Regions from separate parts of the Homo sapiens genome. Here region 1 is linked to region 2. Evidence: chromatin loops called from intact Hi-C (ENCODE). Cell type or tissue: natural killer cell. All regions are shown on one strand. Links, peaks and the distances in the headings refer to the core of each region. The heading gives the core; the rest is flanking DNA. Region 1 overlaps RAP1GAP2 (RAP1 GTPase activating protein 2). Region 2 overlaps ITGAE (integrin subunit alpha E).

Region 1 (15,894 bases), core at 3,168-11,167, 950 kb before region 2:
TCATCTTAGTCTGCTCTTCTCCTACACACCTAGGGCATCTGCTGAGAGTTTGCTGGGGTTGTCAAGGACAGGGGGAGCTTGAGGTTTTTGGGGGTAGACAGCTGAGTCAGTTCAGCCTACATTTACTGGGCACCTACACTCTGCAGGGAGACAGTTGCCATGGCACGGGACAAGGGCTGCGATGCCCACAGAAAGGATGGAGGGGGGCCTCCTGGAGACCTGGTGATGCCTGAGCTGTCTCCAGGGGTGCGTAAGGTCAGCAGGGAGGAGAGAATGCACTCCAGGTAGCCCGACCCTCACGAAGGCAGTGGGGCGTGAAGCAGCTTCAGCAGGTGGGACCTGGGAGCAGTTACTATTACCAGACAGAAGCGAGGGTGGGAGTGCAGGGGGCTGGGGGAAGGCAGGCCACGTCTGGGAGGGTAGGTGAGCTATGCTGGAAGTGGGGCTGGATCAAAGGGCTTAGGACTAGGGGAATGCTATGGTGAGCTCGAGTCTGAGAGCCCCTCTGGCTGACTGGAGGGGTTAGAGAGGAGGCAGGGCGGCCAGGAGGGGATATTGAGACAGCCACGTAAAGAGGTCCCCGGAGACCCTCCGCTGGCCTGCGCCCTGGGGTGAGGCCTCGGGAAGTTCGCACTGTTTCCAGCGGGGAGGATCCTGGCCATTCCTGTTTGGAGGTGGTAACCTGGGGATCCAACCTGTGAGATGGAGGCCTGTTAACAGGAACCTCTCTTGCTTTGCTGAGCTTTTTTCCTTTCGCCCAGTAAATCCCGTTGTTCTCACCCTTCTGTCGTGTCCAAGAGCCTAATCTTTCTTGGTGGTGTGACAAGGACCCCGTTTTGAGCTGAGCTCAGGAGAAAGTCCCATAATAGCATGGGGCTGGAGGGAGTGGCCTTCCCTGCCTGGAGCTGGTTTGGAAGGTGTGGGTGAAGGTGAGAAGAAGGGTCAGCTGAGGACTCTCAGAAGGCTTCCTGTGAGCGCTGGGTGGATGCTGGTCCCATTCATGGAGACGGAGAACTAGCGAGTTTGGGCAGTTTGGGCGGGGAAGGAGGGAGTAAGACTCTGAATGTAAAATCTTCCCTCCACTTTCCACTCTCCTGTTTGGTCTGTCTGAGACCCACCATATACCTCCTGCCCTGTGGAAGGGGGCAGAGGAGAGAGCAGCATCCTGAGGGCCGTGGGGGCTGGTCTGCGGCCTGGGAAGCAGCTGCACGGCGTCCCCTCGCTGGCCCGGCTCGGCTCCTGGGTGCCTTTGGCAGGTGAGTTCCAGGTGAGCACTGGCCGGTGTGGCCGCCCTTGTGACTGACAGCTGGCCACACCACAGAACCCACTGTTAGATACCCTCCAGGTGGGTCGAGGAGAATGTGCCCATTTCTGTCTTGAGTGGCAGACTCTGGTTCGTTGATTTCTTCAGGATGGGCCCTGTGCCTGAGGACAGTGTTGGCATGTGTGGGGGCATGTGGGTGTGTGCAGATACGTGTAGGCGTGTGTGCACGCTCGCCCATGCAGGTGGACGTGAGCGCTGAGGGCCCATGTGGGTGCCTATGTGGTGCCTTTTTTGGCTTTAGCGAGTTCCTATGGTAACCATGAACATGCCTGTTTTGGGATCTGGAGTCTCGGGGCGTGCGTGGCTGCAGGGAGAAGCAGGGAAGGCGAGCGCTTAGCCGGTGGTTGGCTTGATTTCATTACCAGGCACCGGGGCTGCTCCTGGAGGTACCATTTGCCAGGCGGCAAGGTCTGCAGACTCCAAGACCCATGTGCTCCTGGCCCTCCTCCTGGCCAGTCCCTGCCATGCCCAGGAAGCCCTGGTGAGTCCCTGTTCTGGTTTCTCATTGGACAAACAGCTCCCCGGACTTGGCCAGGTCTTGTGGGTATCTGCTGATGGGCAGGCAGGGAGCCGGCTGGCAGCCCTGGCCAGTAGGTACCAGGAATTGGGGCTCTTCTGAGATGAGTGTGGGACAGTGGGCAGGAGGGGCTTTGCCTATTCACGGAGCCCGTGAGGGTGTTTTCCATGTGGCTGGTGGAGTGGCATGGTCCTTGTGGGTCCCATGGACAGGGCTAACCGTGTGAGTGTGAGGGTATGGGCAAGGACGCCGGAGAGGAAAATGTGGACCGGGTGGCCTGTGGCCCGCCAGCCGAGACCCAACCATCCCCGGAGGCCCCCCTCACCCCTCTCAGCTCCCCGGGTCCTCATGAACCCCCAGGCCTCTGGCCATGCACTTGGGCTTCCTCGCTGGTCTCCCCAGGCCCAGAGGCCTGCTGGCCTGGCCTGGATGGGAAGACTCACGGTCCTGTGGAAGAGGCCAGAGGGCTCTGCCCGGCTCGCTGGGAGCTGGATTTGGCCAAGGCCGGGGAAGAATTGCTCCCACTTGGCTCTGGAGAAAGACTCGTGCCTCCCCAGATTGTGCACCCCCTGGTGCTTCTTGTCTACACACTGCAGACCCATGGGTGTGTCAGGACACCCCTCTCCAGCCACCGCGGGAGAGGCTCTTGATGGACAGGGGCCCAAGCAGCCCTCAGGGGCCGTACAGAGACGACGCTGGTGTCTGGGAGCGGGGTGGCACCTTCTATCCCCTTCCTCCCGCTGGCTCCTCTGGGGCAGCTAGCAGGGAGTTGGGGATGTGAGTGTCAATAGGGGCTGTCAGTGGCCCCTCTGGCTTGTGCTGGGACCCTCCCCTCCCCCCGCCCCACCCCAGGAGTTCCTTCCTCTGCCTCTGAGAAGGCTCTGGGTGAGGCTATGCTGGGACCGGGGGCTGTGTGTGGAGCAGGAGTTGCTAGGGCTGGACAGAGGGCTGAGGCCCTGGTGAAGGGCGAGGGGAGCAAATGTGGACCTTGCGAGCTTTGTCTGGACCACCCCGGCCTTCCCTCCCTGGGAGGCAGAGTCCAGAACCTAATCCCCGATGGCCTTCCCTGGGGGCGCTGGGAGAGGGAGAGGGGAACCTTCAGGAGAGACCCCCAGATCTCTAGAGTCTTTGAATCTTAGGGCTTGAGATTTAAAAAGTCAAATTAGTCGTTTTTTTTTTTTAATTATACTTTAAGTTCTAGGGTACATGTGCACAACATGCAGGTTTGTTACATATGTATACATGTGCCATGTTGGTGTGCTGCACCCATTAACTCGTCATTTAACATTAGGTATGTCTTTTAATGCTATCCCTCCCCTGTCCCCCCACCCTTTTTTTTTTTTTTTTTTTTTTTTTTGAGACGGAGTCTCGCTCTGTCACCCAGGCTAGAGTGCAATGGTACGATCTTGGCTCACTGCAACCTCTGCCTCCCAGGTTCAAGTGATTCTCCTGCCTTAGGCTCCTGAGTAGCTGGGATTACAGGCATGCGCCACCACACCCGGCTAATTTTTGTATTTTTAGTAGAGATGGGGTTTCACCACGTTGGTCAGGCTGGTCGCAAACTCCTGACCTCGTGATCCGCCCGCCTCAGCCTCCCAAAGTGCTGGGATTACAGGCGTGAGCCACCGCGCCTGGCCAACAAAAGTCAAATTAGTCTTTATGCAAATCTCCTGTGCCCCTAAAACTAGTCACCCAGGCTGAGCTTGGTTACCTGTGGGGACAGTGAGCTCATTACCTTGTATGGATGCCTATTTTATTGTAGTACAACTTTGCTCGAAGCTGACCGCTGTTTTCATCTGGAATCTCTGTAACTGCATTGCTCGGTCCAGTCTTGACCCTTGGCCCGCACGTCCCCACTTACCCCCATTCAACAAGGTTCACCCCTCTTTCCACTAAGAGCCCTGCAGACACTGGAAGGCTGCTTTTTCACCCTGAGTCTTCCCTTCCCTCCCCTTGGCTGGTCACCCCGGCCTCTGCAGCTATATTTGGGATTCCTCACCTGCCTGGGCTGATCTTTGTCGGAAGGGTTCAGGTTTTGCAGGCACCCTGCAGGAGCCCCATGGACACGAGGATGGACAGCTAGAGGCGATGGGCCTCACCCTCCTTATTTACAGATCAGTAAGCTGAGACCCTGAGCAGGGGTGCTGCTAACTTGCGATAGGACAACACAGAGGTGGTCAGGGCAGGGTCGGGACGTGAGGGGCTGCTCTTGTCGTCTGTGACGTGCTGGCCCCTGGTTCTTTTCCTGCTTCTCCATCAGCTCCATCCTTGCTGCTTTCTGACTTGGACCCTCAGCTCTTGGGCACTGCAAGAATGCTGGCCTGTCTTAGCGGATCTTCCATTTTATAACAGCAGCTGGAAATCCGTTTCTTTGTGTGTGTATTTTTTTGTTTTTTTGTTTTTTGAGACGGAGTCTCGCTCTGTCACCCAGGCTGGAGTGCAATGGCACGATCTTGGTGCATTGCAACCTCTGCCTCCCGGGTTCAAGTGATTCTCCTGCCTCAGTCTCCCGAGTAGCTGGGATTACAGGCATGCGCCACCATTTCTGGCTAATTTTTTGTATTTTTAGTAGAGACAGGGTTTCACCACGTTGAGCAGGCTGGTCCCGAACTCCTGACCTCAGGTGATCCGCCCACCTCTGCTTCCTAAAGTGCTGGGATTACAGGCGTGAGCCACTGCGCCTGGCCTGATTTTTGTATTTTTACTAGAGGCGAGGTTTCACCATGTTGGCCAGGCTGGTCTCGAACTCCCAACCTCAGGTGATCCCCCCAGCTCGGCCTCCCAAAGTGCTGGGATTACAGGCATGAGTCACTGCGCCTGGCCGGAAATCTGGAGTTTTAGACAAAATCTTGACAACTAACTGCAGACTTTAAAGAACAGAGCTGGCCGCAGCCTACCCTGCAGACCAGAGTCAGCCGGACCCTCTGCTCTGCTCACCTCCTTAGGCCTCAGCTCTTGTTTCTTTGTGGCTGACTCCCAAGTCCCTCTCCCCAGGTCATCCCCAAGAACAGTGCTCTTGCCCCGACCTCAGTGGCTGGCTGGTCATTTCGGCTCTGTTCCCAGACTGAACTGACTCTCAATTAACCTTTTCTCTCTTTCAGATCCAGTTCTTTTCTGTCACTGGGTTGAGAAGCCTCTGAGTCATGGGGGGGTGGTTCCTCCTGTCTCCCGGTTCAGGCCCATTATCTCCTGCCCAGTGACACAGGCTTTCTAATTAACCTCCTCCTCCGGTCTCTGCCAGCTGTGACTAACTCTTCATCCCTCAAGCTGGCTCCAGCTCTGCCTTCCCTATTACTAGACGCTGGCCCGAAGGCAGACCTTGATAGTGCTGACTCTGATGGGCTTCTCATGCCAGGATGCTGGTGTAGGGACCCCCAGCCCCCATCTGGTGGGGGGCTGTCTTTGGGTCACAGCAAATAGTTTGTTTGTTCCTTCCTTCCCTCCCCCAGGACGGTGGTTCTCAAACTTTTCTACAATTTGGTTTCACCTGGAGGTGCTTTTAAAAATTCTGATGCCGGCTGGGCGCAGTGGCTCACACCTGTAATCCCAGCATTTTGGGAGGCCGAGGTGGGTGGATCACCTGAGGTCAGAAGTTCGAGACCAGCCTGACCAATATAATGAAACCCTGTCTCTACTAAAAATACAAAAACTAGCCAGGCGTGGTGGTGGTTCCCTGTAATCCTAGCTACTCAGGAGGCTGAGGCAGGAGAATCGCTTGAACCCGGGAGATGGAAGTTGCAGTGAGCCGAGATCGCACCATTGCACTCTAGCCTGGGTAACAAGAGTGAAACTCCGTCTCAAAAAAAAAAAAAAATTCTGATGCCCAGGTTGTACCCAGTTCCAATTAAATCTGAATGTCGGAGGGTAGAACCCAGCATCAGTACTTTTTTTTTTTTTTGAGATGGAGTCTCGCCCTGTCGCCCAGGCTGGAGTGCAGTGGTGCAATCTTGGCTCACTGCAACCTCCGCCTCCCAGGTTCAAGCGATTTCTCCTGCCTCCGTCTCCTGAGTAGCTGGGATTACAGGTGCATGCCACCATGCCCAGATAATGTTTTGTATCTTTAGTAGAGATGGGGTTTAGTAGCCATGTTGGCCAGGCTGACCTCGAACTCCTGACCTCGTGATCTGCCTGCTTCAGCCTCCCAAAGTGCTGGGAATACAGGCGTGAGCTGCGGTGCCCAACTATACTTTTAAAAGATCCCCCGTTCATTCCAATAGGCAGCCAAACCTGGGAAGCACTTCCCCAAGGGATACACAAGTGTGGTGACCGTCAGTGGTTGGGCAATGACTCAGGTCAGGCTGGATGTTAAAATGGGCTCCTGGTGGGCGTGAGCCCTCTGGGCCAGGGCTTCTGGTAACATTTGAGGCTGGCTGACTCTTTGTTTTACGGTGCCATCCTGTGCGTTGTAGGGTGTTGCGCAGCCTCTCTAGCCTGTATCCACAAGATGCCCACAACCCACCCCTCACTGTGATAATGAAAATGTCTCCAGGCCAGGCATGGTGGCTCACAAATCCCAGCACTTTGGGAGGCCCAGGCAGGTGGATCACCTGAGGTCAGGAGTTCGTCGAGACCAGCCGGGCCAACATGGTGAAACCCTGTCTCTACTAAAAAAGTACAAAAAATTAGCCGGGCATGGTGGCACGTGCCTGTAATCGTAGCTACTCGGGAGGCTGAGGCAGGAGAATCACTTAAACCCGGGAGGCGGAGGTTGCAGTGAGCCGAGATCGCACCATTGCACTCTAGCCTGGGCAACAGAGTGAGACTCCATCTCAAAAAAAAGAAAAAAGAAAAGAAAAAAAGAAAATGTCTCCAGACGTTGCTCTATTTCTGGGGCAGTGGTATAAAATCTCCCCGACTCCGTTGAAAACTACTGTTCTAGGCCTAGTAGGTTCACCTTGACAGCATTCTCAAATATTCACAGAAGAAAAGGGGCAAAGGACACCAAGTGGGGACCCCAGCTTACTGATTGATTTGTGGGCTTGGCAGTCAGGCAGCCTCTGTTTAAATCCTGACTCTACCAGCTGGGTGACCTTGGACAAGTTACTTAACCTCTCTGTGCCTCTGTCAGTTCTGGTTTTGTTTTCTCACAATCGTGCCTCCTCTTGATCTTCAGCTGCAGCCCGAGGGTGGAACTTGCTGTGTGTGGCTGGGCACTTTCGCCTGTGGCTGTGCTGCTCTGCCCACAGGGAACATGCCTTTGCTGCCCCTTCCCTGTCAGCATCAGGGTCACAACCTGCCCGTCCTTCCAGGGCCAGCTTCCATGCAGCTTCCTCCACGCACAGCCCCTTCCCCATCGGCATGGAAGGCTCTCTTCCTTGTGCCCCTGGGGCAGCCGGAACCTCAGGTCACATGCAGCTCCTCCCGCGCCGTGGGGATCTGGTGGTTTCTGTCTGAGTTCCTCCCCACTTGGGGTCTGAGACCGTGGGAGCCTCTAGCGTGCCCAGCTCGGGCTGTCTCACTGTTTGTTACCCAGGTGAGGTGGCTGTCCCCTCCCTACCTTGGGTTGAGCTGTGAACCAGTAGGTTACCGCAGTGTGGTACCACCCCCCCCAACCCCAACACCCAGCTCATTCTGAGAGGGTGGAGTGGGCGGAAATCCGTGCCTGGCAGACCACAAAGCCACATAACTGACTTTTGTAGCCCTGCCCTGGGGTGTTGGGGGGGAGGGTTGACGGCAGCCATTGCCCCTTTCTTCGGTGCTTTGCCACCAGCAGACGCCCCGTGGAATTGAGGAGCTTTGTTCTACGAGCTCGGGAACGGGACTTGGGAGGGACAGCCCCTGTCCCACCCTGCCATGCCCTGTTCAACCCTGTCAGGCAGCTGAACGTAGGCTGGACCCATGGCTGCCCACCCTGGCTGCAGTACAGAATCACCTAGGGGACCTCGTTAAAATGCAGCTTCCGGACCCCACCCTGGGGCTTGGGGATTCTGCCTCATCAGCCTGGGTGGGGCCCAGGAAACCTGTGTGTTACCAGCGCTGAGGTGCTGCTGATGAGGCAGCTGGCTTCACAGCTGCACGGGAACCAGTGCCGTTTAAAGCACTTTCCCCCACAGTGCGGCTCCAGCAGTCAGGTTCACGTACTCTGGGTGACCTGGGGCAGGCTGCGCAACCTCTCTGTGCCCCAGTTTCTTTGTCTGAGGATAATAACAGTACCTGCACGTGGGTGCGCTTGTTGTGAGGCTTAAATGAGATTATCCAGGTGAAATGGGAACAGAGTGCCTGGTACCTAGTGCTCAACACATGTAACCTGCCTTAACATCTCTGATATTATTATTATTATTATTATTATTATTATTATTATTATTATTGAGACAGAGTCTCGCTTTGTCACCCAGGCTGGATTGCAGTGGCATAATCTCAGCTCACTGCAACCTCCACCTCCCCGGTTCAAGCGATTCTCCTGTCTCAGCCTCTTGAGTAGCTGGGATTACAGGCGCGCACCACCACGCCCAGCTAATTTTTGTATTTTTAGTAGAGATGGGGTTTCACCACGTTGACCAGGCTGGTCTTGAACTCCTGACCTCAGGTGATCCGCCCACCTTGGCCTCCCAAAGTGCTGGGATTACAGGCGCGAGCCACCGCACCCGGCCCCATTTCCGATATTAACAACAGTCCTGGGCTGTGCGGTCACACACGTGTAACTGTGCGATGTGCCCTCGTGCCTGCAGGCGTACCTACGCAGGCACACTGAGCATTGTGTACCGGGACCCAGGCCTCCCTGCTGAGGACAGAGCATCCCTGTGGTACATGCGTGGACGCAGTCACTGGCTGGACGTGGTCAGAAGGGCAGACGTGTGTGTACACAAGGCCCAGACAAGCGGGTTTTTATTTGATTCACACTCTGACCTTATTCCTTGAGTTAGCAGCACCTGGGCTGAGCTCTGGGAGCCCAAGGTGCCCCTTGTTTCCATAGCAACCATAATCTGGTAAAAATAGGCGGGGGAGGGAAGAGCTGGAAGAGGCCCGAGCCGGCTCCGGGGGCATCCTGCCTGCTAAGGTCCTTTTTTCCACATTGCTGACCATACAGAGGTGCTGTTTTGTTTTGTTTTTTTTTTTTCTTAGGATAATGACATGCAAACCTCTGAGTACTCATGACTCAGAATTGACACTTGTTAACATTTTTTCTCATTTTCATCAAACCCTCTTATTTATTTATTTATTTTTGAGACGGAGTCTCACTCTGTCGCCCAGGCTGAAGTGCAGTGGCGCGATCTTGGCTCACTGCAACCTCCGCCTTTCGGGTTCAAGCGATTCTCCTGCCTCAGCCTCCTGAGTAGCTGGGATCACAGGCGCCCGACACCACACCTGGCTAATTTTTATATTTTTTAGTAGAGATGGGGTTTCACCATGTTGGCCAGGCTGGTCTCGAACTCCTGACCTCAGGTGATCCACCCACCTCGGCCTCCCAAAGTGCTGGGATTACATCAAAGTCTTTTTAAAAAACTGTGTTAAAATATACATATTATAAAACTTACCATTTAAAGCATTTTTAAGTGCACCATTCTGTGACATTAAGTACATTTACAATGCTGTGCAAGGATCACCATTATTTCTAGAAGTTTTTCATCATCCCAAACTGAAACTTCGTATACATTAAATAATAACTCCCTATTCCCTCATCTCCACAGCACCCTGCAGCCACCATTCTGCTTTCTGTTTCTATGAATTTGACTGCTCGGTGAACTGTGTATAGGTGAAATCACACAGTACTTGTCCTTCTGTGTCTGGCTTATTTCACTTCCCATAATGTCTTCAAGGTTCATCCATGTTGTAGCGTGTGTCAGAATTTCCTTTTTTTTTTTTTTTTTTTTTTTGAGATGGGGTCTTGCTCTGTTGCCCAGGCTGGATTGCCGTGGTATGATCTTGGCTCACTGCAGCCTCCACTTCCCAGGCTCAAGCGTTTCTCGTGCCTCAGCCTCCTATGTAGCTGGGATTACAGGTGTGCACCACCACACAAGGCTAATTTCTGTATTTTTAGTAGAGATAGAGATAGGGTTTCGCCATGATGGCCAGGCTGGTCTTGAACTCCTGACCTCAGGTGATCCGCCTGCCTCGGCCTCCTAAGGTGCTGGGATTACAGGGGTGAGCCACCATGCCTGGCCTAGAATTTCCTTTCCTTTTAAGACTGAATAATATCCCATTGTTGCATGTATCACATTTTGTTTATCCATGTGTTCACTGATGGACATCTGAGTTGCTTCCAATTTTTTTTTGCTGTTGCGAATAATGCCACAGTGAACGTAGGTGTATAAATATCTGGGTCTCTGTTTTCAGTTCTTTTGGGTATCTATTTAGGAGCAGAATTGCTGATCGTATGGCAATTCTATGTATAGTTTTTTTTTTTTTTGAGGCAGGGTTTTACTGTGTTGCCCAGGCTGGAGTGAAGTGGCATGATCTCGGCTCACTGCAACCTCCGCCTCCCTGGTTCAAGTGATTCTCCTGCCTCAGCCTCCCAAGTAGCTGGGATCACAGGCGCCTGCCACCACACACGGCTAAATTTTGTATTTTTAGTAGAGACGGGGTTTCACCATGTTGGCTAGGCTGGTCTTGAACTCCTGACCTCAGGCAATCCAACTGCCTCAACCTCCCAAAGTGTTAGGATTACAGGCATGAGCCACTGCGTCTGGCCTCTATGTTTAATTGTTTTTGTTTTGTTTTGTTTTTGAGATGGAGTCTGGCTTTGTTGCCCAGGCTGGAATGTAGGGCACAATCTCAGCTCACTGCAACCTCTGCTTCCCAGGTTCATGCCATTCTCCTGCCTCAGCCTCCCGAGTAGCTGGGACTACAGGTGCCCACGACCACGCCTGGCTAATTTTTTGTATTTTTAACAGAGACGGGGTTTCACTGTGTTAGCCAGGATGGTCTCAATCTCCTGACCTCGTGATCTGCCCTCCTCGGCCTCCTAAAGTGCTGGGATTACAGGCGTGAGCCACTGCGCCCGGCCTCTATGTTTAATTTTTTTAGCTTTTTTTAAAATTAAAGAAATAAAACACACACATAAAGTTAAGTTCCGGTCATCATTTCTGCTTGCCTCCGTTCCTCTATTTCTTCCATCCATAGGGGCTACCATTAGCAGGAATTTTGTGTTTTCTCTCAGCCCACTTTATTTATTTATTTATTTATTTATTTATTTATTTATTTATTTATTTATTTTTGAGACGGAGTCTCTGTTGCCCAGGCTGGAGTGCAGTGGTGCGATCTTGGCTCACTGCAACCTCCGCCTCCCGGTTCAAGTAATTCTCCTGCCTCAGCCTCCCAAGTAGCTGGGATTACAAGTGCGTGCCACCACGCCCGGCTAATTTTTGTATTTTTTTTTAGTAGAGATGGGGTTTCACCATGTTGGCCAGGCTGGTCTTGAACTCCTGACCTCAAGTGATCCACCTGCCTTGGCCTCCCAAAGTTTTGGGATTGCAGGTGTGAGCCACCGTGCCCGGCCTCAGCCCACATTTTTAATGCTTTCACATTCATACACAGGTATCTAGAAACATTTATAGTTTTTGTGTGCATTAAAAAGGGACATACCTGACATCCTTTTGAATTTGTGTGAGGTGGCGTTCTGGCGCTAGATTGCCTGGGTTCAGATCTTGGCTCTGACACGCAGCAGCTGTGAGACCTCAGGCAGGTTCCTTCATCTCTCCATGCCTCCCTTTTCTAATCTTTGAAACTGGACTAATAGCAAAGCCTGAAACCTACTGCAAGGGTTGTTTTGGAGACTGAGTAAGTTTATACATGTCTAGTGCTTAGAACAGAGAGGGGATGTAGCAGACACAGGATGGATATATTACCATTATCGTTCTGCATGTGTGTCTGTCCACATGGTTGTAAAGTCTATTTTTTTTTTTTTTGAGACAGAGTCTCACTCTGTCGCCCAGGCTGGAATGCAGTGGCGCGATCTTGGCTCACTGCAAGCTCCGCCTCCCAGGTTCACGCCATTCTCCTGCCTCAGCCTCCCAAGTACCTGGGACTACAGGCGCCCGCTACCACACCCGGCTAATTTTTTTTGTATTTTTAGTAGAGACGGGGTTTCACCGTGTTAGCCAGGATGGTCTCGATCTCCTGACCTCATCATCTGCCTGCCTTGGCCTCCCAAAGTGCTGAGATTACAGATGTGAGCCACCATGCCTTGCTTTTTTTTTTTTTTTCTTTTTTTGGAGACTGAGTCTTGCTCTGCTGGAGTGCAGTGGCAGGATCTTGGCTGACTGCAACCTCTGCCTCCTGGGTACAAGTGATTCTCTTGCATCAGCCTTCCAAGCAGCTGGGATCACAGGAGCATGCCACCACACACTTTTTTTTTTCTTTTTTGACGGAGTCTTGCTCTGTCACCCAGGCTGGAGTGCAGTGGTGCAATCTCGGCTCATTGCAGCCTCTGCCTCCCGGGTTCCAGCGACTCTCCTGCCTCAGCCTCCTGGGTAGCTGGGATTACAGGTGCATGCCACCATGCCCAGCTAATTTTTGTGTTTTTGGTAGAGACGGGGTTTTTTGGCCAGGCTGGTCTTGAACTCCTGACCTCAGATGATCCACCTGCCTCGGCCTCCCAAAGTGCTGGGATTACAGGCATGAGCCTCAGCGCCTGGTGATAGATCTAGTTTCTTCTCTCTTTCTCCTTTTTTTTTTTTTTTTGAGACAGGATCTCACTCTGTTGCTCAAGGTGGTGTGATCCTGGCTCACTGTAGCCTCAATACCCCCAGGGCTCAAGTGATTCTCCAACCTCAGCCTCCCACGTGGTTGGGACTACAGCATGCACCACCATGCTTGGTTAAGTTTTTAAGAAATTTTTGTAGAGATGAGGTTTCACCATCTTGCTGTCTCAAACTTCTGGGCTCAAATGATTCTCCAACCTTGGCCTCCCAAAGTGTTGGGATTACAGGCGGGAGCCACCACTTCTGGCCTAGTTTTTTCTTTTTGGTGCCATGCATATTAATTTGTACAAATAGATCACATTTTTTTTGTATCCCCCATTGATCCCCTCTTGCTGGACACCTAGGTCGTTTCCATTTTCTGATATTGCAAGCAATGCTGCAGGCAGTGGCTTTCCCCTTGCCTGGCCCTCTGTGCGTTTGTGTGAGGTCATGAGGGGTACCTAGAGGTGGGGCTGTTGGGTCGCAGCTCTACTGGATGCTGCCAGATTGCCCTCAAGAGAGGACTTAGGCTGGGCGCGGTGGCTCACGCCTGTAATCACAGCACTTTGGCAGGCCAAGGTGGGCGGATCACTTGAGGTCAGGAGCTCGAGACCAGCCTGGCCAACATGGCAAAACCCCGTCTCTACTAAAAACACAAAAATTAGCCAGGTGTGGTGGCGGGTGCCTGTAATCCAGCTACTAGGGTGGCTGAGGCAGGAGAATCACTTGAAGACGGGAGGCAGAGGCTGCAGTGAGCTGAGATCTCATCACTGCACTCCAGCCTGGGCAGCAATGAGAGACACCGTCTCAAAAAAAAAAAAAAAAAGAGGACTTAGTATTTTCACTGCTCCCAATTCTATGATTCCCATTCCCCACGTCCTCACTGATGTTTGATTTTCATGTTGATTTGAGTGACAGAAGCATATTTTATTTTATTTTATTTTGAGACGGAGTCTCACTCTGTATAGTGGCATGATCTCGGCTCACTAAAATCTCCGCCTCCCGGGTTCAAGCAATTCTCCTGCCTCAGCCTCCCAAGTAGCTGGGACTACAGGTGCCCGCCACCACGGCCCGGATAATGGTTTTTTTTTTTTTTTTTGTATTTTTAGTAGAGATAGGTTTCATTATGTTGGCCAGGCTGCTCTCGAACTGCTGACCTGTTGATCTGCCTGCCTCGGCCTCCCAAAGTGCTGGGATTACAGGCATGAGCCACCGCGTCCTGCCTATTATTTTATTCTTTATTATACAAACATGAACAGATCTCTGAATAAGCGCTTGGAAACCCTCATGGCTCCACTGTCAGATCGCTGTGTCTGAGCCTCCCTCGAGTCCCTCTCCACAGGCCCAGGGATGCGCTTCTCTTCACCCTTTTTCTGTGTCACAAGCATTTCCATATATTGCTACATTCTTTTTTCCCCTCTTTAAAAATAGCACTTTTCCTGATTATAAAAATAGTACATGCTCACTGTAGAACATTTAGAGAATATGTACAAATAGAGATTAAAAAATAAAAATATGACCCATCACCCAAAATGTTATCATTCTGATGTATTTCTTTACACCTTTTTTTTTTTTTTTTTTTTGAGACGGAGTCTCGCTCTGTCGCCCAGGCTGGAGTGCAGTGGCACGCTTACAGTTCACTGCAACCTCCACCTCCTAGGCTCAAGCGATCCTCCCACCTTAGCCTCCGGAGTAGCTGGGACCACAGCATCTGCCACCATGCCTGGCTAATTTTTTTTTTTTTGTAGAGATGAAGTTTTGCCATGTTGCCCAGGCTGGTTTTGAACTCCTGGTCTCAAGCAATCCATCCGCCTTGGCCTCCCAAAGTGCTGGGATTACAGGTGTGAGCCACCTTGCCCCGCCAAGTGTGGTGTTTTAAATTTAAGTGAATTAAGTACAATTAAAAATGCAGCTCCTCGGTTGCACTAGCCACATCTCAAGGGCTCAGTAGCCACATGTGGCTGGTGGCTACCATAGGGAACAACGCAGGTACAGAACATTACAGAACATTTTCATCATCCCAGAAAGTTCTACTGTACAGCGCTGGTTGAGAATGAGGTCCAGACTCCCCTGGAGGACTTCCAAGGGCTGGACAAGCCCAGAGAGTCTATGCTGTCTATGATGGATTACGCACTGCAGAAACGTCCCTGGACCCCCAGGCCAGAAGGCATCTGAACCGCATAAAGCCAGTGCCACCGGGTGGTGCTGAGGAGGAGGAGGCGGCAAGCTGGTGTCTGGGGCAGTGAGGATTTCAGATGCAGCTCCTGCCTCCTTGGGCAGACAGAACTGTCACCTCCAGGGTTGCCCAATCCCATGGTCAGCACCCAGTTCAAGCATAATATGTCGTGGGTCCTGGTGTCTCTTGCATTCACGCACACACACACACAGGTATGTACCATTGAGACATGACCACGCAGGGTCACCCAGGTTCACACATACAGCCTCATTCATGCTCAGAAACAGTTCCCCAAAAGGCACAAACACGGTCTTTGCCGATTGCCATTATAACAGCAACAAAAATAGCTGTTAGGCTGGGCGCCGTGGTTCACGCCTGTAATCATAGCACTTTGGGAGGCTGAGGCCAGAGGATCACTTGAGCCCAGGAGTTTAACACTAGCCTGGGCAACATGGTGAAACCTCGTTGCCAAAGAAAATTAAAAAACAATTAGCCAGGTGTTGTGTGGTATGTGCCTGTAGTCTCAGCTACTTGGGAGTCAGGTGGGAGGATTGCTTGAGCCCAGGAGTGGGAAGCTGCAGTGAGCTATGATCACACCACCGTACTCCGCCTGGAGGACAATAAAACCCTGTTTTTTTTTGTTTTTTTTTTTTTTTTTTTTTTTAAGAAAAGGTGGCTCACGCCTATAATCCCAGCACTTTTTTTTTTTCCTTTGGGGAAATTTTTTTTTTAATTATACTTTAAGTTTTAGCGTACATGTGCACAACGTGCAGGTTTGTTACATATGTATACATGTGCCATGTTGGTGTGCTGCACCCATTAACTCTTCATTTAACATTAGGTATATCTCCTAATGCTATCCCTCCCCACTCCCCCCAGTCCCAGCACTTTGAGCGGCTGAGGCAGCTGTGAGGTCAGGAGTTCTAGACCAGCCTGACCAACATGGTGAAACCCTGTCTCTACTAAAAATACAAAAAGTAGCCGGGTGTGGTGGTGCGCATCTGTAATTTCAGTTACTCAGGGAGTGCTGCTTCCTTGGGGTGAGGCACAGCCCTGTGGCGAGTCTCTTGGTAAAGTGAAAAATGCTGTAAATGGGTGGCTGAGATGGGTGCAGAGGATTGGGGTGTCATGGGGATGGCGGGTGGCATGGGGCTGGCTTCCGGATACCTCATCCCTGACATTTTCTCTGTTGACATTGGAACCCAGGATGTCCAGATGCTGTTTTTGAAGCCCTATCGGCCAGGGAGTCAATGGGCCC
Region 2 (15,328 bases), core at 89-8,088:
TGTGAGTTCTGAGCTGAGGCTGTGAGGCCGCCGGACCAGCACTTGAATGCATATCTGTGGGAGGGAAGAGAGGGTGGGGAAACACCAGGTCACCTCCCGATTCCCGAGCCACAGCCACATTCTCACCCCCATTCCAGAACTCAGTGGCTCAACCAGGCAGGGGGCACAGGAAGAGCTGGCCCACCCCTCACCGGGTGTAGGAGTCAGTGTTGGCATCAAGGCCGAGGCCGACACCTGCAGGAGTGTGCTGGGTCACAGGGAATACCTAGGTCAGCCCTGGTATCAGGGTGGTCAGAGCTACAGTCAGCCCTGGGGTTGGCACCAGGGAGACGCTAGACTCAGCCTCGGGAACAGCATGGCAGTCAGAACTGGTCTCAACACCAGGGTCAACCACGAGGGCTAGCACCAGCCTCCCTAAGGCCCTCCCTCCTCTCGCTCCTGCACTCACCAAAACACCGTGGTGGCTCCGGACAACGGTCACTCCCCGGTGCCTCCCCTTGGGGATGGGGACATGCTCTGAAAAAGTTAAGCCCAGGTGAGGAGGAGGAGGGGACTCTGGGAGGCAGAGACCCGAAGCCAAGGTCAGAGGGCACAGAGCCACCTTGGTCAGGCCCCCATGAGGAACTGTTGGCCACTCAGAGAAGCCTCTAGAAAGCTAGAGCGGGGGCCTTCAAGGTCAGGACTGGACACGTTCAGGGCCGAGTGCCCATCCCCGGGGCTCATTTGCTGACCCTTTCAACACGTGCCCATTGACGTCTGCTCTGTGCCCAGCCTTGTGAGCGTGGTGATGGGCGTCCAGCAACAGCGGATGCCTGCTGCTTTTCCTCAGTGGGTTTGGTCGGGCAGGTGGGTGGAGAAGCACTGCCTGGTGGGTATGTAAGTGCCAAGGAATGTGCAAGATACCGTGGGACTGGCTGTGTGGACCAAGGAACCCCCCAGCCTCACAGACCCATCCTGGGGAATCTTACTGCCCCCAGCCTCAGGGGCAGAAATGGTAGCTCCTTCCTCGTCCTCCCCACTGTCAGCCTCAGGATACTGTCTTATTTTTCAGTCATGGAATCACTCAGTCAACCCTGCTGGACTGAGATTGAGTCTGTTCAACTCAGTGCCTCTCAGACAAGGATTTTTTTTTTTTTTTTTTTTTTTTTTGAGACAGAGTCTTGCTCTGTCGCCCAGGCTGGAGTGCAGTGGCGCAATCTCGGCTCACTGCAAGCTCCGCCTCCCAGGTTCACGCCATTCTCCTGCCTCAGCCTCCTGAGTAGCTGGGACTACGTGTGCCCGTCACCACACCTGGCTAATTTCTTTTTGTATTTTTAGTAGAGACGGGATTTCACCGTGTTAGCTAGGATGGTCTCGATCTCCTGACCCATGATCGGCCCACCTCAGCCTCCCAAAGTGTTGGGATTACAGGCATGAGCCACCGTGCCTGGCAGGATTTTTTTTTTTTAAACAGTCTTGCTCTGTTGCCCAGGCTGGAGTCCAGTGGTGCAATGTCAGCTCACTGTAACCTCCACCTCCTGGGTTCAAGCGATTCTTCTGCCTCAGCCTCCCAAATAGCTGGGATTGTAGGCATGCACCACCACGCCTGGCTGATTTTTGTATTTTTGGTAGAGATGGGGTTTCATCATATTGGCCAGGCTGGTCTCGAACTCTGGACCTCAAATGATCTACCCGCCTTGGCCTCCCAGTGTGCTAAGATTACAGGCGTGAGCCACGGCGCCCAGCCTCAGACAAGACAAGGATTCTATTTATTTATATATATATAGCCAAGAGGTTGTCAGTAAATCTGTGACCTGAGTTTGACTGGGTAGGATGGATAGAGTTTAATGAGTGAATCAGGTTCATTCATTCATTCATTCATTCATTCATTCAAATGGCATTTATTGAGTACCTAATATATGTCAGGCCCCATGCTAGTTACTAGGGTGGCCACAGTTAGACTGAATATGTAGGGGGTGAATTGCACTGAGGTGTGATGACTTGCATCAGGAAGGGCTAGAGTTTCGAATCAGCCACCAACACTAAAAGTGTGAACTTTGTCATACTGGCAACCAAAAGACCTACATTCTCTGAACTGTAGCTTCCTCTCTTATAAATGGCGCGGTTTTGAGGATGAAAACAGAATGACTCAGAGGACTGCCGGGCACAGGGTGGGCACGCAATACGCTGTAGGTATCATTTCTGTTGCTAGGACTGTGTCAGGAAAGGTGGCTGGGGATTAGGATTGGGTTGGGGTGGGACTGGGCATTGGGATGGAATCTTGCTGTGGGTTATGCTGGAGTCTAGGGGTGAACGGGCTGGATGAGGCAGGGCTGGGGTTGGAATGGTTTGAGTTTAGATGAGGGGGATTTTGCTAGAAAGGGGGTCCTGGGGAGCATTCCCTGGAGTTGGGGCTGACTTACCTACAGGATGGCAAAGGATTTCATCCTGGACAAGGGAACATCGATGGAGGGGCCCTGGTGTCCTCTTGGTTCTGGGGCTGGTGACCAGGAGCCTGAGTGGGAGGGGAGGTTGCAAAGCTGAGCTGGCTGATGTTCCTCGTCTTCTCCCTGCCTGCCCAGCACCCTTCCCATTCCAGTTGCCTGCACTCACAAGCTCCCTGTCTGGCCGGCAGATTCCTAGCCCAGACTCTGGATTATGGGGAAGACATTTGCCCAACCTCTGCTTCTACACAGCACCAGGCAGGAAATGGTTAAATGCAACCCCTCTCTGCCTGCTGCCCACCCTGACAAAGAAGGGGTGATACTGATGGTTAATAAAAACTCTGCTCTCTTATGGGGACAGGGATGGGGAGGCCAGAAAACCACCAGCGTTGGGGTTGGTTCTGTTGGGGGCAGTGCTGGCTTCCTCGTGGGCCACCCAGGGGGCCTGCCCTGCCTGGCCTTAGTTCCTGAGAAGAGTACGCTGGTGCCCCTATCCTGTGGGTCAGTCAGAACTGGAGGTTTGGAGGCCGGGCGCGGCGGCTCACGCCTGTAATCCCAGCACTTTGGGAGGCTGAGGCAGGTGGATCATCTGGGGTCAGGACTTTGAGACCAGCCTGATCAATATGGTGAAACCCCGTGTCTACTAAAAATACAAAAATTAGCCGGGCATGGTGGCGTGTGCCTGTAGTCCCAGCTACTCAGGAGGCTGAGGCAGGAGAATTGCTTGAACCTGGGAGGCAGAGGTTGCAGTGAGCGGAGATCACGCCACTGCACTCCAGCCTGGGGGACAGAGTGTGACTTCGTCTCATAAATAAATAAATAAATAAAAGAACTGGAGGTTTGGGGGTGGCTGCCTCAGCCTGATTAAGGCAGCCTCAAGAGCTGCGCCTCCTGACTGCAAACTTCTTGCCCCCACCCAGGCCCAGTCCAGGGAGACGGCAGATTCCAGGGACAGCCTCAACATTCTCACCATCCACGTTACCCAGGAGAACTGGGCTGTCCTGAGACAGACAGTGAGCTCCGGGGGTTGTCATAGGGGATGGTGGGGAGGGGACGAGGGGCTTGGTGGTTAACAGTGAACCAAGTCCAAGGTCTTTCTGCAGAGGGCAGTAGAAGTCATGGAGGACTTTATAAAGGGGAAGCACATGATTAGCTGTGCTTTCAAAAGCTCATGATGAGGCCGGGCGCGGTGGCTCACGCCTGTAATCCCAGCACTTTGGGAGGCCGAGGCAGGCAGATCACGAGGTCAGGAGATCGAGACCATCCTGGCTAACATGGTGAAACCCCGTCTCTACTAAAAATACAAAAAATTAGCCGGGCGTGGTGGCGGGTGCCTGTAGTCCCAGCTACTCGGGAGCCTGAGGCAGGAGAATGGTGTGAACCCAGGAGGCAGAGGTTGCAGTGAGCCGAGATCACGCCACTGAACTCCAGCCTGGGTGACAGAGCGAGACTCTGTCTCAAAAAAAAAAAAAAAAAAAAAAGGTCATGATGTGGCTACAGTGGGTTGGGACAGACTAAAGAGCACAGGAAGGTGGGGCAGAAATGAGATACCGTCTCCACTTCCTCAACTCCTATCACTCTACATTTTAATACATTATGAAATATATTCACGTATCGGCATGGCTTACAGAATAATAAGAAAGTCTGCACCTGTGCGTCCATCCGCCCACCCACAACTGAACCCACCCCAAGCTGACTTCCCACCCTCTGAGTCAGTTCCTGTGAAGGTCACCAGGGGCCCCCACAATGCCACATCCAACGGACCGCTCTCTGTCCTCATCTTCCTCAACCTCTCAGAAGCCCCAAACATGAGTAACCATCTCCTTCGAACACTTTTTTCTAGATTTCTGCCTACTCTCTCCTCATTCCTCAAGGCTTCGCTGGTGCCTTCGCGGTCTGACCTCTATCTGCCACCAGGATCTGGGGGCTGGGTCACTGTCTTCCTTGCCGGCACACTCTCCCTAGTGATCCCTTCCAAGCCCATGGCTTCAATACACCTATAACGGCTGAAATTCCCACCTCTCCATCTGCTATCGTAGGCAGAATAATGGCCCCCCAAAGAAGGCCACGTCCTAATCCCCAGAACCTGTGAATATGTTGCCTTTTATGGCAAAAGGGACTTCGTAGATGTGAGTTAATAAATTAAGGATCATGAGATGGGGGGGTTATCCTGGATTATCTAGGTGGGCTCAGTGAAATCACAAGGGTCCTTCTATGAGGGAGGCCCCGAAAACGGTGGCATGGGCGAGCCGCAGGGACTCAGGGGGACGTTGAGGCAGGCAGAGGGGAGAAGTGGCGAGACTGCAGGGAATGCTGGGAGCCTCCCAAGGAGGCCTCTCCCATCCCAGAAGCCCCCAGGGCTGTCCTGGCTGGGCTGTAAAGCCCCAGTGTAATCACAAAAGTCCTTCTAGGAGGGAGGCAGGAGAATCAGAGTCGGAGAAAGTTGTGAAGCTTGCTATGCTGCAGGCCTAAGGAGGAGGAGGAGCCCGTCAGCCAAGGAATGCAAGCAGCTTCTAGAAGCCTAAAAAGGCAAGAAAACAGATTCTCCCCCAGAGCTTCTAGAAGGGACCCAGCCCTGCTGATAGCTTTTCAGACTTCTGACCTCCAAAACTACAAGATAATAAACTTGCAGCTGGGCTCAGTGTCTCACACCTGTCATCCCAGCACTTTGGGAGGCCGAGGCAGGCGGATCACCTGAGGTCAAGAGTTCAAGACCAGCCTGGCCAACAGGGTGAAACCCCGTCTCTACTAAAAATACAAACATTAGCTGGGCATAGTGGTGAAAGCCTGTAATCCCAGCTACTCGGGAGGCTGAGGCAGGAGAATCACTTGAACCTGGGAGGTGGAAGTTGCAGTGAGCTGAGATCTCACCACTGCACTCCAGCCTGGGTGAAAGAGTGCAAAATAATAATAATAATAATAATAATAATAATAATAATAATAATAATAATAATAATAAACCTGTGTTGTTGTAAGCCACTACATTTGTGGTAACTTGTTACAGCGTCGATAGGAAACAAACAGAACCTGTGGTCTTTCCTGTCAAGCCTGCTTCTTCTCATCTTCCCCGCCACAGCAAATGGCACCAGCAACCACTAAGTTCTCAAGGCAAAACCCAGGAGGCATCCTCACTTCGTCGTGTTTTCACTCATGCCCTACATCCAATCCACCTGCCAACCCTGTTGGTTCTCTCTCCAAATTCTTTTTTTTTTTTTTCTTTTTTTGAGATGGAGTTTCACTCTTGTCGCCCAGGCTGGAGTGCAATGGCACGATCTCGGCTCACTGCAACCTCCACCTCCTGGGTTCAGGCGATTCTCCTGCCTTGGCCTCCCAAAGTGCTGCGATTACAGGCGCCCGCCACCATGACCAGCTAATTTTCGTATTTTTAGTACAGATGGGGTTTTCACCATGTTGGCCAGGCTGGTCTTGAACTCCTGACCTCAGGTGATCCACTCACTTCGGCCTCCCAAATTGCTGGGATTACAGGTGTGAGCCACCACACCCGGCCAATTTTTGTATTTTTAGTAGAGACAGGGTTTCACCATGTTGGCCAGGCTGGTCTTGATATCCTGACCTCAGGTGATCCACCCACCTCAGCCTCCCAAAGTGCTGGAATTACAAGCATGAGCCACCGTGCCTGACTCTCCAAATTATTTCTAGAAAGCAACTCTTCTCCAGATGCTCCTTCCATCATCGTCCTGCCTTGTTGATGGTAATAGCCTCCTGTTATTTTGTGGGGTTTGTTTGTTTTTTAGGTAGTGTCTTGCTCTGTTGTCCAGGCTGGAGTGCAGTAGTGTGATCACAGCTCACTGCAGCCTTGACCTCCCGGGCTCAGCAATCCTCCTACCTCAGCCTCACAAGTTGCTGGGCCTACAGGAGCGAGTTACCTTGCCCAGCTAATTTTGTTAATTTGTCTATAGAGATGAAGTCTCACTGTGTTGCCCAAGCTGATCCTGGGCTCAAGCACTCCCACCTTGGTCTTCCAAAGTGTCAGAGAAAGATGCAAAGCTTACTATGCTGCAGGCTTGAGGAGGAGGAGGCCGTGAGCCAAGGAATGCAGGCAGCTTCTAGAAGCCAAATAAGGCAAGAAAACAGATTCTCCCCCAGAGCTTCTAGAAGGGACCCAGCCCTGCTGACACCTTTTCAGACTTCTGGCCTCCAAAACTACAAGAAAACTTCTATATTAATAGAAGTGAGCCACTGTGCCTGGCCCACTTATTTGGTTTTTAATTTACTCATGTAATTTTTTTTTTAAGACAGAGTCTCCTTCTGTCACCTAAGTTGAAGTACAGTGGCATGATCACGGTTCACTGCAGCCTTGACCTCCCAGGCTCAAGCGATCCTCCCACCTCAGTCTCCCAAGTAACTGGGACCACAGATGCGTGCCATCACACCTGGCAAATTTTCTTATGTTTTGTAGAGATGGGGTTTTGCCATGTTGCCCAGGCTAGTCTCGAACTCCTGGGCTCAGGTAATCTTCCTGCCTTGGCCTCCCAAACTGCTGGGAGTGAGCCTAGTGAGTTACAGTGAGTTTCAGGCATGAGCCACAGCACCTGGCCCACTCATGTAGTTTACACCAATGTCCCTTCTGTCAGTGGCAGCCCCAGTTCCTGGGTGACCAGCGCCAGCATTTCCTGCCTCAGGCCCTCCACGGCGCTGTTCCCTCCACGGCACTGTTCCCTCCACCGCGCTGTTTCCTATTCCCAGAGCCCTCACCTTCCACTCTCCCCAAGGTTGGCTTATTCTCCTTCCCCAGCCTCGCCTGTCACCTCCTCATAAATGCTTTCTCTACCCAGCCGTGCCTCACAACCCAGTTACTCTGCTTCACATCACCCTGTTTGATTTCCTTCTCAGAACCTGCCATCATCTGATAGTGCCTATTATCTGTCTCCCCACGAGACAGTAGGCTCCCGAAGGATCTTGTCTATCTTCTTCACTGTGTTATTCCCAGGGTCTGGAGCAATGCCTGGCACAGAACAAGGGCTCAGTAAGTGTTGAGTGACTATTGAACAACAGCCCAGGCAACAGCTGAGGGGGCTCATCTGGGGCAGGGCTGAGGGGCGGAGGGCTGGGTGCAGCAGAGAGCTGCTCCTCTGTTCCGGCTCTGCAGCTGAGCCCCCAAATTAGGTTGCTTCCTTAGCAACCCTGCCTCTCTCCCCAGCCCCGACCTCAGCCCTAGACCCAGCATCTCCTTCCCTGCTCCCCCAGGAAGGGTGGGGTCAAAACTGGGCTCCACCGCAGACCCCGTTTTGGTGGGGTAGGTGCAGGCCTGGACCCGCCTCCAGTCTCTCTCCTCCTCAGTCCTCTGCCCGGACTGTTTCCTCTGCCTGCGATCCCTCCTGCTGCAGAGCAATCATCCCAAACCCCAGCTCCTCAGGAAGCCTTCCCAAAGGAAGTGCAGCCTGATCCCCTCCAGGCCCTGCAGCAGCCCTGACTATAGCACCCCACCCCCACCCTTTCTTCCCACCTGGACTGCGCGTTCCCAGGAGGCCATCATGAACAGCTGTGCAGGGTGCGCACTGCAGATCCCAAGACTGCCATTCATGCCGCCATCATGCAATGACATGGCCTGGGGCCCTCTGAGCTGCCTCTGCTTCCCACACCTTTTATCCCCCACTGCCGGGAGTTTGCAGGTTTGTTGACCACGTGGCTGACAAACCATTGACCCACCAGCTCTGACAGAGGACTGGCCATCAGCTCGCAGCCACAGGGGCCCTGTTACACCCTGAGCTGGGTACAGCCCAGCAACCCTTGTCCATCTCCTGCCTTTATTTATTGCTTTAGTATGTTTTTCGTTGTTTGTTTGCTTTTTGAGATGGAGTCTCACTCTGTCTCCCAGGCTGGAGTGCAGTGGCGTGATCTCGGCTCACTGCAACCTCCGCCTCCCTGGTTCAAGTGATTCTCCTGCCTTAGCCTCTGCCTCCTGAGTAGCTGGGATTACAGGCATGTGCCACCACCACACCCGGTTAATTTTTGTATTTTTATTAGAGATGGGGTTTCACCATGTTGGCCAGGCTGCTCTTGAACTCCTGAGCTCAGGTGATCTGCCTGCCTTGGCCTTCCAAAGTGCTGAGACTACAGGCACGAGCCACCATGCCTGACCTTATTTAGTATTTTGTATTTAAATGTTTAACAATCTTTTTAACTGGTCACTGACTTGAAGCTCACATCTTGCCTTCACCCAGCTCTAACCTGTCCTGTTCTCAGGGTTTATTTCTTTCTTTCTTTTTTTTTTTTTTCTTTTTTTTGAGATGGAGTCTCACTCTGTCGCCCAGGCTGGAGTGCAATGGCATGATCTTGGCTCACTGCAACCTCTGCCTCCTGGGTTCAAGTGATTCTCCTGCCTCAGCCTCCTGAGTAGCTGGAATTACAGGCACCTGCCACCATGCCCAGCTAAATTTTTTTTTTTTTGGTATCTTTAGTAGAGATGGGTTTTCACCATGTTGGCCAGGCTGGTCTCGAACTCCTGACCTCAAGTGATCTGCCGGCCTCAGCCTCCCAAAGTGCTGGGATTACGGGTGTGAGCCCCCATGCCCAGCCCTCAGGGTCTATTTCCATGTCTGCTGTCTGTCCCACCCATACCTTCTGTGGCAACCAAAACCCATGATGCTGCCAGCCCTGGTCTCTTACATTTTAAGAGAGACAATGTGAGTGAGAGGCACACGTCATTCTCAAGCAGGAGCACAGCCCCTGCCTTTTTCTAGGCCCGAGTTGGCCAGCCAGCGCACTTCCTGCCCCATGCAGCAGGCCCGTGGTCTCAGGCCCCACTCTCTGCAGCAGGAACCCAGAAGTGCCTCCCACCACATCCTCCTCCCCAGCGTGTTCAAGCCTGGGAGCCCCTCTCTGCTTCAGCAGGTGTTCAGGGAGCCCCGCTGGGCCCTCCCCCAGCCCCTGGTGGACTCAGAGCCCTCTGCGACACGGGCTCCAAACTCTCTCCTGCACCCTGGCCTTTAGGCTTCTGAGAGAGGGGCTGTGAATGTCGGTGGGACCTGGAGCTGAGGCGTGGGGTCGCTGGGTATTGGTGGGAGGGAACTAGGCAGGAGACAGTTACAGAAAACGCTGACTGAAACCTGCTCACACCCTACAAACAGTATGGAAAACTGAATGCAGAACCAATTGCATAACTTCTGACCCAGCAATCCCACTCCTGAGCACATATGCCCTCCCCAAAAATGAGTACATTCTTTGGGATCAACTCTGAGGGATTAAAAAAAAAAAAGAACATTCATCCATCAAAAGGAGGTGCACATCAGTGCTATTCATCACAGCCCAAGAAAACAGCCCAAATGCCAATCATCAGTACTGTCGACACAATGTAACCCTGGCAACCAGAAGAAGTACCGCCTGGGGCAACACGATGGATGAAATTCACAGGCCTTATGTGGAGAGAGAGGAGCCCGACGTAGCGGGGCACACACCGTATGCCTCGTTGATACTAAATGCAAAACCAGGCGAGGCTAATCCACGGAGATGAAAGTCAGCTGGGGGTTACTCTTGGCAGCAGATGTGTCTGGAAGGGAGTGCGGGGCTTAGAGGGGGCCTAGGCGCCGCAGCTCACGTGCCCTTGATCTGCATGCTGCTTACACAGTGCTTCACTCTGCGGATGTTCACTGCGCTGCATGCTTATGAGGTGTGCATTTTTCTCTTTTTTTTTTTTTTTTTTTTGGAGAGACAGAGTTTCATTCTTGTTGCCCAGGCTGGAGTGCAATGCTGCGGTCTTGGCTCACTGTAACCTCCGCCTCCCGGGTTCAAGCGATTCTCCTGCCTCTCCTAAGTAGCTGGGATTACAAGCGCCCACCACCACACCCGGCTAATTTTTATATTTTTAGTGGAGACGGGGTTTCACCATGTTGGCCAGGCTGGTCTGGAACTCCTGACCTCAGGTGACCCGCCCGCCTTGGCCTCCCAAAGTGCTGGGATGACAGGCGTGAGCCCCCGCGCCCAGCCGGGTGTGCATTCTTCTGTATGGCACATGTTGATAAAATTTTACCCAAACCAAACACAATCTTGACCTTTAATTCATCTTCGTGCAACACAAAACTCCCTGAAAACCTCACCACCCCTCCCGGCTTCAGACCCTCTAGTTCCTCCAAACCCTCAGTGCCTGGGTGACGAGGCACCACCACACTCTCCCAGCTTACTTTTCATCACTGTCAGCTTTAGCCACACGTGATTTTCTCAGTTTCCTGACCTTACTCAGCCGGCCTCCAGGCTTCTGATCAAGCTGTTCTCTGTGCCTGCCATCCCCTTCCCGTTCCTTCTCATGCTAATTCCCAGTCACCCTGCAAATCCTAGTAGACGCTGATGAACACACCTGCCTCGATGCGCCCCCCCGTACCTCGGACGTCCCCCAACAGAGCTGTTATTCGGTGGGGTCATTGTCACTCTTGTCATCGTCTAGCTTGTGTTTCCCTCATGAGCCCGGGAGCTCCATGAAGGCAGTGACCATGTCTCCCTCTTATTCCCCAAATATTGCCTGGCACTGAGTAAGTGCTCCATCCATACTTGCTGAATGAATGAATGAATGAATGAATGAATTGGCCCCATCCTTACCACTTAAATCTAATGGTGAGCAGACTTTTTTTTTTTTTTTTGAGACGGAGTCTCACTGTCGCCCAGGCTGGAGTGCAGTGGCGCGATCTCGGCTCACTGCAAGCTCCGCCTCCCGCGTTCATGCCATTCTCCTGCCTCAGCCTCCCAAGCAGCTGGGACTACAGGTGCGCGCCACCACGCCCAGATAATTTTTGTATTTTTAGTAGGGACAAGGCTTCAGCATATTGGCCAGGCTGATCTCAAACTCCTGACCTCAAATGATCTGCCCGCCTCAGCCTCCCAAAGTGCTGGGATTACAGGCGTGAGCCACCGCGCCTGGCAGTGACCAGACTTTTGACTGCACCGATGAAACCAGGATCCAGAAAGGACTCTCTAATGATGTAGGAAACGTCGAGCTCTGTCTCCCCTGCAGCTCTCACAACACAGAACAGTCCAGTGACCCCAGGTGGGTGGGGTTTTCCCTCCACACGGGGCAAGCAGTCCTTCGGCAACCAGCTCCAGCTGAAGGTCCTCACGTTCAACTCAATTCCGACATGCTCCACCTGGAGGTAGCATCAGCCCTCACAGGTCGAGGTCTCAGTCCCACAAGACTGCTCCTAACTTCCGAGGCCCATCACCAGCCGCCGGTTATTTCACCTGTGCTTTCGACCAAACAACCATATCAGGGTTTCTGGGACCCTTTCCTTGGGCTTAATTTGCTAGAGTGGCTCAGAGAACTCAGAGAAGCACTTACCGACATTTACTGGTTTATTATAAAGGATATTACAGGCCAGGTGCCTTGGCTCACGCCTGTAATCCCAGCACTTTGAGAGGCCGAGGCGGGCGGATCACGAGGTCAGGAGTTCGAGACCAGCCTGGCCAACATTGGTGAAACCCCGTCTCTACTAAAAATACAAAACTCAGATGGGCGTGGTGGCAGGCGCCTGTAATCTCAGCTACTAGGGAGGCTGAGGCAGGAGAATCGCTTGAACCCAGTGGTTGCAGTGAGCCGAGAGCATGCCACCACACTCCAGCCTGGGTGGCAGAGCAAGACTCTGCCTCAAAAAGAAAAAAAAAAGATATTACAAAGGATACAGATGAGGAGATGCATAAGGCAAAGTGGGGGTGAGGGGCAAAGTGGGGGTGAGGGGCAAAGCTTCCATGCCCTCTCGGGGGCCACCCTCCAGAAACTTCCACATGTTCTGCTACCCAGAAGCTCCCCAAACCCTGTCCTTTTGAGTTTTATGGAGGCCTCATTACATAGGCATGACTCATTGAATCACTGGCCGCTGGTGATCAACTAAACCTTCAGCCCTTCTCTCCCAGAAGAGGGGTGTGGGGCTGAAAGTCCCAACCCTCTGATCGTGCCTGGTTCTCTCCAGTGACCAGCCCCCATTTTGAAGCTATCTGGGGGCTGCCGGTCCCCCGTCAACTCATTAACAAAGAAAAAGACATTTATTACTTTGGAGATTCCAGAGATTTTAGGCATGTATGCCAGATAATGGGACCAAATGTTTATTTTGAGACCAAATATATTTTTATTTGTTATATTGTAAAATATATATTCAGTCTTGGAATGTCAAATATACATTTCACAGTATCACAGGATCCAAGTCTGCCTGGCTGTCAGGGTCAAGGCCCAAGTCCCAGGGCCTATGAGGCTGCTTCGGGAGCCACCACTGCCCACCCATCCTATTCAAGCAAAGCTCCCGCCCTGCCCAGCCAGGAACCCTGGCTCCTCACCTGGCTCTGCCCCAGTGCCTGTTTGAACCCTGGGCTCACTTGCTCCTGTGTGCTGGGTGTGAAGGAAACCCTTGACCACTGACCAGGAGCAAAGCAATCTGGTGGGCTGGGGTGGGATGAGGAGGTAACCATCCTAGGCTGGGCCCGCTCAGTGGGAGAGTATGCACAAGAAAAGCCCTATGACCACCCAGAAAAAAATGGGGGAGAAATCACTGCTTTGGATTGAAATCAATGACAGAGACATAACAGCAATACGTAATACATAAACCTTGACCAGATCTGGCTTTAAAACAACACAGCACTAGAAGTCATTTTGGGGCCAGGTGCGGTGGCTCATGCCTGTAATCCCAGCACTTTGGGAGGCCGAAGTGGGCAGGTCATTTGAGGTCAGGAGTTCAAGACCATCCTGGCCAACGTGGCGAAACCCTGTTTCTACTAAAAATACAAAAAATTAGCTGGGCGTGGTGGCGGGCGCCTGTAATCCCAGCTACTCAGGAGGCTGAGGCAGGAGAATCACTTGAACCCAGGAGGCGGAGGTTGCAGTGAGCTGAGATTACACCACTGCACTCCAGCCTGGGTGACAGAGCAAGACTCTGTCTCCAATAAATAAATAATAGGTAAAGAAATAAATAAAAGTCATTTTGGTGACACATGGGAAATTCAAATGAGCCTCGGATCTCATGACCCTTTCCACCAGAGCTTCTCCTAACTGCAGACACACTCCTACATCAGCACGCGGCCACCATCGCCATCTGAGGGAATGCATATTTTACTTACTTGCTTCTTTTTTTTTTGAGACAGGGTCTCGTTCTGTCACCCAGGCTGAAGTGCAGTGGCACAATCGCGGCTCACTGCAGCCTCGACTCACCCGCCCCCGGGCTCAGGCAGGTCTCTCACTTCAGCCTCCCAATAGCTGGGACGGACTACAGGCTTAAACCACCATATCCGGCTGATTTTTTTATATTTTTTGTAGACAGGGTCTCACTGTGTTACCCAGGCTGGTCTCGAACTCCTGGGCTCATGTGATCCACCCGCCTTGACCTCCCAAAGTGCTAGGATTACAGGTGAGCCACTGCACCTGCCAACCTTTGTATATTAAATTCTACAACTTGCCTTTTTCAACTCACGGTATGTTTCCAGATGGATCCAGGTAAACAACCATTGCACTGGCTTCATTCAGGGGATCTGCTTTTAGTATTGCATTGCATGAGTCATATCAGTATTTTTCCCATTTTCCTAAGAGGAATATTGCCAGTCTTTCATGATTCCAAACAATGCTACCACAAACATTTTTTGCTTGCTTTTCTTTTTCTGAGACAGAGTCTCGCTCCGTCACCCAGGCTGGAGTGCAATGGCACGATCTCGGCTCACTGCAGCCTCCACCTCCTGGGTTCAAGCAATTCTCCTGCCTCAGCCTCCCAAGAACCTGGGATTACAGGCGCCCGCCACCACACCCAGCTAATTTTTTTTTTTTTTGTATCTTTAGTGGAGACGGGGTTTCGCCAGGTTGGCCAGCCTAGGTCTCGAATTCCTGACCTCAGGTGATCCACCGGCCTCGGCCTCCCAAAGTGCTGGGATTACAGGTGTGAGCCACTGCGCCCGGCACACAAACATTTTTATATGTGTCTGAGAATTTCTCTAGAGCTGGGATCGGGGAGTGGAAGTGTCAGAGGCCACGTGCATCCTCAGCTTTACCAGATACGGCAAAATTGCTCTCCAAGGTGGTGATCGCAATTCACACTCCCACACGTCCCTGTTTCACCGCAACCTTACCAGCAATGTTGGCAGATTTTACATTTTGCTTATCTAATAGGTGGGTATAGATGATATTTAAAAAATGTAAAGTAATGTTTATTGAGCATTAATGTGGCCAGAAATTGTGCTAAGCCCTTTTTTTTTTTTTTTTTTTTTGAGACGGAGTCTTGCTCTGTCGCCCAGGCTGTAGTGCAATGGCACGATCTTGGCTCACTGCAACCTCCACCTCCCAGGTTCAAGCAATTCTCCTGCCTCAGCCTCCCGAGTAGCTGGGACTACGCGCGTGTACCACCACGCCCAGATAATTTTTGTATTTTTAGTAGAGACGGGGTTTCACCATGTTGGCCAGGCTGGTCTCCAACTCCTGACCTCAAATGATCCGCCCGCCTCGGCCTCCCAAAGTGCTGGGATTACAGGCGTGAGCCACCGCGCCCGGCAGAACCTGTGCTAAGCCCTTTACATGCATTATCTCAAATAGTCTTTGCGACAATCCTGTGAAGTAGGTAGTTCCCCACGCTGACTGCAGAGAAGGGAAACTGAAGCTCAGGCCCGAGCACCTTGCTCAGGCTATGCGGCAAATCCACGGTGAAGCTGCCACTGAACCCTGGCTGCCAGAGCCACAGCCTGCCTCTTACCAGTACACGCTTGTTCCTCATAGTTTCAGGGTTTTTGTTCTGGAGACAGGCCGGAGTGCAGTGGTGCAATCACGGCTCCCTACAGCCTCGGCCTCCGGGCCCAAGTGGTCCTCCTGCCTCAGCCTCCCAAGTAGCTGAGACTACAGGCAGGCACCACCATGCCCAGACAGTTTTTGGTTTTTTTTGAGTTGGGGGGGTCTCACTATGTTGCCCAGGGTGGTCTTGAACTCCTGGCCTCAA

Evidence for each region. A loop is a pair of places that touch in the nucleus more often than their neighbours do. Peaks named below come from ENCODE experiments on the same cell type or tissue, not always from the same donor. Only the 100,000 strongest peaks of a DNase experiment are listed, where the experiment ranks them.
Region 1: it touches region 2 in a loop (14-fold over the local background); 1 of 110 quality-filtered maps calls a loop at or near these places.

What each region holds. Positions count from the first base shown.
Region 1 is chr17:2,807,351-2,823,244 of GRCh38, forward strand. The region is part of intron 2 of RAP1GAP2 (RAP1 GTPase activating protein 2); the gene reads left to right. Among named protein-coding and RNA genes, the nearest start is that of RAP1GAP2, 19 kb to the left of the region's middle. RefSeq lists an enhancer at 57-658. In natural killer cell, for the core only: no CTCF peak of the experiment used is centred there; DNase peaks (open chromatin) are centred at 7,441, 7,821 and 8,611; H3K4me3 peaks cover 1,276 bases; H3K27ac peaks cover 2,716 bases.
Region 2 is chr17:3,761,467-3,776,794 of GRCh38, forward strand. It overlaps ITGAE (integrin subunit alpha E), which reads right to left. Exons shown (of 31, transcript NM_002208.5): 3 at 2,403-2,494; 4 at 449-516; 5 at 1-54. Among named protein-coding and RNA genes, the nearest start is that of ITGAE, 32 kb to the right of the region's middle. RefSeq lists enhancers at 2,213-2,312, 9,184-9,303. In natural killer cell, for the core only: no CTCF peak of the experiment used is centred there; DNase peaks (open chromatin) are centred at 2,055, 3,473, 4,075, 5,505 and 1 weaker place; H3K4me3 peaks cover 998 bases; H3K27ac peaks cover 4,083 bases.